3 separate regions of the Homo sapiens genome follow, and regions 2 and 3 are each linked to region 1. A link is a contact called in ENCODE Hi-C or POLR2A ChIA-PET data. All regions are on one chromosome and are shown on one strand. Each heading gives the region's core, a stretch centred on a gene start or an enhancer-like site at or near the end of the contact. The rest is flanking DNA. Distances are from core to core; before and after follow the strand shown.

Region 1 (2,700 bases), core at 91-2,590:
TTGGAGGTGTTTTTTTTTTAATCTATAAATTGATGTGGCTCTACTAATGCTAGTATGTAGCCGGAGTTGTGAATCATATAAATCCTTCAGAAGTTTATCATGCCTGTTAAGATTACTATTACTATTAATAAAATCACAGATTGTATCGTATTTAGCATTAGAAGAAGTAAGTACTTATTATTGAGACTTGGCTTTTGTTTTTCTGAGATTGTTACTTTTCAGTGGATCTGTTTATACCTTGTTGAAGAGAGGCAGAACATATTGTCCTAAGGTACAAATCTTTGTTAGTTTTATATAGTTTTAATGGAGGAGGAGCATCATATTTGTGTGTGTTTGAGTGTTTTAAGCTTTTCTGGTTAAATAAAGTGCCTGACACTTTCCCTCTACCTTGCTTTATGTGTGGAAAGTTGTTGATTGGTTACACAGGTATTGAGAACTGAAAAAGGAGAAAGACAGGCTGTAATACAGATTTAGAGACTGCAAAAAAAGCATCTTTTACCCCAGGGCTGGAATAAAAGAGAAGAAAGCCTGTGTAATGATGAAACCAAGACCCTGGCTTGGTGTCTCTCAGCTACTTCAAGAACCTCAGGAGCTCAGAGGGGAGAACCCTAGCTGGCTGCTTCTGGTGTGCATGGAGGGAAGGGGCTGCACGATGAGACTGGTTCTAGAGGTGCTGGGAAAGAAGCATGGAGCCAGGAGACAGCTGCCTCTGGCAAGTGCATAGCTGAAAGGAGCGCACATGGGAAAGAGAACATCTCTTTCCCTCATCCAGCTCTTCAGGGTCGGCTGCTTTACACCCACACTATGCCTCAGTTCTGAGAACCTCACAGAAAACCGGCTGGCAAAGAAGTAGTAGTTGTAGAGCCCTACACTTAAGCATTGGAAAGCATATGGCAGTTCAGTTTGGAACTTAGTAACTGCCACATCATCTTGGAGAAAAACTCAAGAAATATGAAAGCATATTTTTCTACCAGCTGTATAGGATAAGTTGGAATAAGTTGATCAACCAGATGAATATTCAGCTGTGTACCTGACATCTCCACTTAGGTGTTTAAGATAAGTATTTCAGATGTAACCTTTCAAGAGAGAACTTCTGATTCCATATTCCTCAATTTTTATCTCATTACATGGAGCCACCGTCTACTTTATTGCTTAAATCAAGAACCTAAACAACATTGTTCAATTTCTCCTTTTCCCTTACCCTCTGTGTCCAACTGATCATCATGCCTTGTCAGGTTAACATAACTCTTTTCATCTCTGTTACAACCTCTACCCCAGTCCAGTTCATCCTCTCTGTTGCCTGGACAATGTTAAAGCTCATGACCTATCTCAGTAATCACGCTGGCGCCCCCAGCAGTCCATCCACAAAATAGCACAGTGAGGCTTTAAAGACAAATCCTTTTTTGTCACTTCCCTCTCATAAACCCCTTTGTTTAAGTCAATCAAATTATCTGTCATCTTCTGTCTGCCAAAGCTGTCGGAGCAGATCAAGGTGGTAATTGGCATCAAAATTCTTCATAAAATGTGGTCACTCATCATTTTTTCTTTTCTCTGATATTTGTTATTCTTCAATTAAATTAGTCATGTATTTTTTTGTTTGGAAAACCTTTTCTACCCATTATTTCAAATTTATAGAAAACTAATTCATTTTTTAAAATATGTTGAGCACATTCATTTTTGCAAGGCTTTGGGGGTTACAAGGAACATGGGTTTATTGGTTATTGGTTAGTTTATGGATACAATTCATGATAAATTTCTTTAAAAATCAAAAAATAGAAAAACTGAGATAGCACATGGCTATATATGATTGATCACCCCAAAAATAAGCAGCATGAATTTATAAAAGCAAGACCAGTATGCGTGAGAGTTCTTAGAAAAGCCTGCACTCAGGAGAATCGCTTGAACCAGGGAGTTGGAGGTTGCAGTGAGCCAAGATCACGCCACAGCACTGAAGCCTAGCGACAGAGCGAAACTCCAGCTCAAAAAAAAAAAAAAAAAAAAAGCCTGCACTCTGAGAGAAAACGATGATCTGTGTTATTGAGGAACACATAGGATGCTTCCAATAGGAGCCTAACTTGGAGAGGAAAGTACCAGGTCTACTCGGGGATTGTGGACAGATGATTTTGACTAATGCAAAACATTTGCAAGCAAGGTTGCTCATGTAAACTGTTCAATGCCCTGAATGCTGGAGAATTTGGGCCTTTGTGATAGGCAGTGGTTCGAATTATTTTTTTAGTTGACATAGTTTTAATGATTTGGAAATACACATTTGTTTCAGCTCTCTGGTGATTACTTTGTTGTAGTTTTTTTTTAAAAGTATATAGATCTAAAAATACTAAATAAACATGATTTTCTTACTTTCTAACATGTGGTCTGATGAATTCAAAAGATACTTCCACTTAAAGGCATCATAAGACTGGAGAAGGTATAATGTAATGGTTAAACATGAGGACTTTGAATCAGGTATTCTGGGTTGGAAGCCAGGTTTGCAATGTGAACTTTTGTGGCTTTGGATAAGCTGCCTACCCTGCCTGAGCCTCAGGGATAATGCACTGCCAATACCACACATTTGTTAGGAAGCGTAAATGATTGGATAATGAAGATCTAGTGTCTAAGTCTAGAAAAGTTGAACAATGTATAAATTACATTAAACGTGACCTGTTTGTATCCTTTTAACATAGCTGTTAAACATAGTTGATG
Region 2 (2,704 bases), core at 5-2,504, 150 kb after region 1:
GCCATTTGTGATGTGGGTGGCAGTTTTTAGAAAGTGTCTGTGGAGGGCTAGTGGCTTGGCATGAGGAAAGAGAGGCGTTCCTCAGTGTTGTCCACAGAACAGACACTCCTGTGACAGATGTGATCTTCAGGCAAAGTGGTGCTCGTGCACAGGCTTACGTTAGCACACCTGCTGGTGCAGAATGGTAGGAGAAATATTTCCCCAAAGGACAGAATGCGGATGGCTGGACAGAAACCACTGGGGGAAGGTTCCTGGGAGGAATTCCAGAATGTTTTCTCTGGCAAATAGGACAGAGGAGGCAGAAAAGCAAACCGGATCTCACTCCAAGTCTTTATGGACACAGATGGAAAGGAGAGCAGGAAGAAATCACAGGTCACACGGTGGGAGACACGGTGTAGCTGAGGGTAACCTAGTCGTGTTTAGGTGTGACAAATGACTTGCACTGTTTGCCAGACAACAGTGCCCCCCCATCCCCCACGGGGGTGTAATTCCACTAGTGACACTGATTCAGTTTCCAAAAGAAGCAAAACTCTTCTGCTATAAGATTCTTGATTTGTAAGAGTTTCCCCAGCTCAGTGCTTCCCCTTAGCTTTTTCCTTTTTCATCTCTAAGAGGTTATCACTTCTCAAAAACAAGAGTGCTTTGCCACTTCTCTAGTAGCAAGGTATGAAAACATGCTCTAAAATACTTACTTCCTCCAGCTGCACTGCTGCAGGCGGCCGCCTGAGGGATGGAGATGTTCTGGGCTCAGGGTGGACGGGCCTCTAGACAGAGCTATGGACCCTTCTCCAAAGCTGTGCACGAGGGACGTAGATTGGCATAAGATGCTACACAGAAAACCTGTCGTCTAGATTATTCACGTGGTGGAAAACCTCCATTGGGGCATATTACCATAGAAGGGAAAAGGGTCTGTTCTCTCCACCACAAGCAATGGAGAATGTCCCATATCAAAGATAAGTTTGCAGCCAAGGTGGCCTTCATTGGTAACAGGTTCCATAATTGGCAATGATAGGTATTTTCCTTGCCTCGAAACACAGTCAAGAGGGGAGAGTGTGAGAAGCCAGGGACTTAGGACAGGAGGTGAGGTGATGAGTCATTTTGGTTTCTCAGAGCTGACCTCTGTTGTATTTTTATTTGGGGGTTCAGTCTCTGGCTTGAGGGCTCTTCAGAAAGGAGAGCTTACTTTTGTCACGGAAGGAGGGATGGAGACCTCACCCTTTTGCATGGCCAGCTGGAGCCCCAGGTGTCGCGTGTCCAGCTCGTGGGTGGCATGATGTCATGTTTGTTGACCACGTTGGACCTCATTCTGTCCCGAGAACTTAACTGGGCTAGGAGTTGTGAAACCAGATTTCTTGTTATTTGCTTAGACTTGCTTTTTTTTTTTTTTCCCCATATCCACAAAATGAGAATCCTGGGCTTTTAGTATAATAAGGATTGAAAAATGATTATAAAATACAAGGCAAAAAGATCCATGCTATTTAAATGTTTACTATTATTTTGAGATTCATTTTATGTGCCATACTGCTTTACAAATAGTCTGTAATATTTTAATACAGCACTTTATCTTCGTAATCAAATCTTGAGAAGGCCCCCTATAGCTAATCTTTCTCAAAATCGGCTTAATTTATTAGTGGATAACTATACTTAGGCCTCTTTCTAGAACCTTATGAAGTTTGACATGCACTATTTTTAGACATTACGGGTTCTCTTACTGAGACGCTCCAAAGGGAACAGTGGGGGCAGATGTCCTCCAGGAACCTTGGCAATAAATCCCCCTGGGTGCATGACCTGGGGTCACCAAAACTGCCTGCTACCCAGCAGCAGCAGAAGGGAGACCCAGGTTGGCAGCTGGAGTGACTGACAGTGATTTCCTTTCTGTTCAGTGATGAGCCCACCATGAAGAAAGGGCACGAATCTGCTTCCTCTCTCCCTGTCCTGGGAACGGTGCCTGCCCGTGATGGTATCCTCAGGCCCCCCTCTCTGCGCCAGCAAGATGTCCCAGGGGACGTCTGTGCATTCAGCCAGGTGACCACTAGAATAAAATGTTCTCTAGGACCACCTAAGAGGTAACCCTATATTGGAGATACTGAGGAGAGAGGCCGGGGTGGCTGATAGGGTGGGGAGGCACCATCTGTCTGAGTGCACCCTCCCCTGAGACCCTCAGGGTGTCCTGGGGAGACCAGCAGGTTGGAAGTCCTACGCTTTGAAATTTTTAATTAAACAGGAACCTTTGAAGGAAGCTTTTGATTGTTAGTAACATCCTGACTTGCTCCCCCCATGTGACAGGCTCCCCTTTGTGTGTGGCCCCTCCTGAGTCCACATCCTTCATAAGGAGCGGCTTTACCTCCCTTCCTGTAGGAGAGGAAGCCAGGGCTGTGGCCCAGGGAGGGAGGGGAGGCAGCCACTTCTCTCTTCAGTGCAGTTCATTCCAGTTTGGCTCTGACTGTGGCCAAGCAGGGAAGGGGTGCAGGATGGAAGGCAGCAGCGTGTACTTAGGCAGCTCAGTCAATGGAGCCCCCACGTCTCATCCCCTGCCAACCCTGGGCTCTTCCTGGCTGGATCTGGGCAGCCCAGGGCAGAACCTAGAGTCCAGGGCCACTGGTTCTCCTTGCCAGGTCCCAGGACCCAGTCCTGTTGAAATAACAGAGTTGATGGGAATGCTCTTTGCTGGGCACGAAGCACAGGCTTTAAAGGGCTGCCCATT
Region 3 (2,700 bases), core at 134-2,633, 210 kb before region 1:
TGTTACCATATTATCATTATCCGCCACTCCTTGTTATGACCACATGCCAAGCTCTGTGCTGAATAACTTCGTTACCACAACCCTACAAGGAAGTACTGTCATCCCCATTTCACAGGAGAGAACGTAGAGGCTCCCCACTCACACATTTTGCTGGCGTCACAAGGCTAATGGCCTTGGAGCTGACTCGATGGCGCCTCCTGTCTTCTAATCCCACTCCACAACCGCCCCAGCATTGTCTGTACAGCTGCTGTCTACGCTGATGCGTTCTGTGTCCTGGGGTTTTATGACACGGTGGGTTTTCAGTCTATATGACCACATATGTTCATATTGTTTTAAGTTTTCTCTTTCTCTGCAACCATAGTTACCACTAAGTATGTATTTGTTGACTTTTCTTGATGTGGCATTTTCACGAGCCCCATTGCTTCCTATTCTTTTTTTATAGAGAGATTTTGATGTTCTTGGCGTCACTTGAAGTTGACTGTCACCTCAGACGTGGAGACCTTTTTGTCACAGGCAGAATTTTGCTCTATGGGGATTTTTTCATCCATCTATCTATCTTCATTTTTAAATTTAAGCAATATGATTTTCCACATGGGAGAAGAAAAATGAGGCCTTAAACAGTGGTGCTTTGGTCAAAAGAGTCAAAGTGAAATAAATGTGAGGGATCTAGGCCGCTGCTCCCTAGCTATGGTGCTGAGCGGCTGCTGCCAACGCCAGAGAGAAAGCCATGCCTTTGAGGCTGACGACAAAACCACGCTCTTGGGGGTCAGTCCTCCAATGTTGCCATTCATGGGAACGAGACAGCCCTGCCCCCCTGTGCTCCAGGATTTTGTCTGCTGTTTACCTCCTGTCAAATACCCTGAGACGGTGGCTGGGGTTTGTCCTGCCCATTGGAACTGTCCCATCTCATCCCAACTGGGCCACAGGCTCCATCCACTCTTGCCTCATGAACCCCATCCTGCTGTCCTGCACCCCTCTTAAACTGCCAGCCAAGCCTCTCTTTTAGATACATTCTGTAGCCCTAGGGCTGGTAACCCAACCAACCCCGAGCAATGAGAGCCGTGGCTCCCGGCTGCCATGTCTCCGAGGTGACCAAGAATACTGTCACTGTGGAATGCAGACTGTTGGATTTTCAAACTTGCTGCTGCTCCCACCGCTGCAGCTGTTGTCATTTGAGCAATTCTAATGAGGGAGGTGCTCATTTAAAAGTCGGTTCTTTCAGTCAGCCAATAGGTGAGAAAAGAAAAAAAAAAAAAGTCAGTTCCTACAATTATCCTAAGTAAGAGACCAGATTCCGAACAGCTGGTTCAAAGGAGGAGGTGACTGAGGATGCTGACACTCCTCAGGTCCCCTTTGCTCCACATGACGCTGCCTCTGGAGACATCTGGCCACTCCCTGCAGTCTTTGGGAGCCCAGCACACACAGTGCCCACGCTCTCATTTCCTGCTTTAACTTCTTGGACCACCAGCCTGAGCCTGCCTTTTATTTCAGACTTCGCTACTTTTCGGGAGCTCTCGCATCTGCTGATTTACAGGCCTTGTGCACTCTTTTCTTTTATTGCTGCTGGCATTTCCCTGGCCATCCACGTTGGTCATTTCCACCGCAAGTCTATTTATTTCCCAGTGGTGCACATATGTGTCCAGCTCCAGGCAATTTCGCTTTGTCTGCCTACCTGGTTCTGCAGTCTCTGACTTGCACAGCCAGCCCCTGCTGGGGACCTCATATGAATGTTCTTTTTTTGGCCTGCAGTTTATTCTGTGGCTGTGAAGATCTCCAGCACATCCAATATATGACAGTCATCATCTATGATATTTATCATAATGAGTGAAACTGGCTTAGGGCTTCCTAGGGCTGCCTTTACAACGTACTATAAGCCAGGGGGCTTAAAACAATAGACAATTATTCTGTCACCGTTTGGGGGCTACCAGTCTGAAGTCAAGGTGTTGATGAGCCATGCTCTCTCCAAAGCCTCTAGGGAACGGCCCCTCCTCGCCTCTTCTGGTCCCAATGTTCCTTGGCCTGTGGTAGTGTCGCTCCAGCTCCTGCCTGCTTCATCACATGGCTTTCTCCTGTGTGTCCCTGTCTTCTCTTCTTAGAAGGACATCAATCCTATTAAATTAAGGCTCATGCTAATGACGTCATCATGACTTGATTCCATTTGCAAAAACTCTATTCCCAAATAAGGTCACATTCACAGGTATCTGGGGTTAGGACGCCCTATCTTTTGTGGGGACACAGTTCAGCCCACCATACAGGCAAAGGTGGTCCTTGGCCTCCTTTCCCATCACCCCACCTGACATCTCCCTTCCCAGCTTCCTGGAACCCTTCCTTTCTCTAGCTCCTTTCCCTGCTCCCAATCCTAAATAAAATCTACCCCAGCATGAGGCAAGGGAAGAACCGGTACCAGCTCCTGCTGGGGTGCAATGAAACACTACTTATGCAGCTGCAGGCATCAGTGGAGAAGGCTGGAGGGGGAGGCAGGTGTTTGGGGGGACCTGGAGACCATTTCAGGGAGGCATTTTCTTGGTTTGCTGACGCGAAGACCGGCTTCTACCTGGAAGCCCAAAGCCCTCCAGGATCTGGGCTGGGGTTGCCCTTCCTTGCATGCTCAGCTCCGTCTCCCCTCCCGACAGTGGCTCACCCCTCCAGGGGGAATCGATCGTCAGGGAGAGGAGATATCTGAGCAGAAAATGACCCCAG

What was found. Hi-C counts contacts between places; a loop is a spot of excess contacts on that map. ChIA-PET counts read pairs that join two places held with the same protein, here RNA polymerase II (POLR2A). Pooled maps may share reads with other maps.
Region 2: a pooled map shows a loop between it and region 1 (2.2-fold over the local background). The contact joins two enhancer-like sites. A Hi-C loop is called at or near these places in 4 of 37 single-sample maps with no recorded cell type and 4 of 50 pooled maps.
Region 3: a loop to region 1 is called in a pooled map, with 2.4 times the contacts of the local background. The contact joins two enhancer-like sites. A Hi-C loop is called at or near these places in 1 of 37 single-sample maps with no recorded cell type and 4 of 50 pooled maps. POLR2A ChIA-PET finds 5 or more read pairs at or near these places in 1 of 52 experiments (activated T-cell).

Annotation. Positions count from the first base shown.
Region 1 is chr6:163,553,529-163,556,228 of GRCh38, forward strand. The region is part of intron 4 of QKI (QKI, KH domain containing RNA binding); the gene reads left to right. Among named protein-coding and RNA genes, the nearest start is that of QKI, 140 kb to the left of the region's middle. Within about 2 kb of position 1,341, at least 5 of the 41 ENCODE cell types and tissues checked have a DNase peak (open chromatin) inside an H3K27ac peak, as active enhancers do.
Region 2 is chr6:163,707,477-163,710,180 of GRCh38, forward strand. No RefSeq gene overlaps it. Among named protein-coding and RNA genes, the nearest start is that of QKI, 290 kb to the left of the region's middle. RefSeq lists an enhancer at 858-977. Within about 2 kb of position 1,255, at least 7 of the 41 ENCODE cell types and tissues checked have a DNase peak (open chromatin) inside an H3K27ac peak, as active enhancers do.
Region 3 is chr6:163,340,613-163,343,312 of GRCh38, forward strand. It overlaps DKFZp451B082 (a long non-coding RNA gene), which reads right to left. Exons shown (of 4, transcript NR_033862.1): 3 at 143-2,700. Among named protein-coding and RNA genes, the nearest start is that of DKFZp451B082, 5.1 kb to the right of the region's middle. RefSeq lists enhancers at 841-1,341, 2,605-2,700. Within about 2 kb of position 1,384, at least 2 of the 41 ENCODE cell types and tissues checked have a DNase peak (open chromatin) inside an H3K27ac peak, as active enhancers do.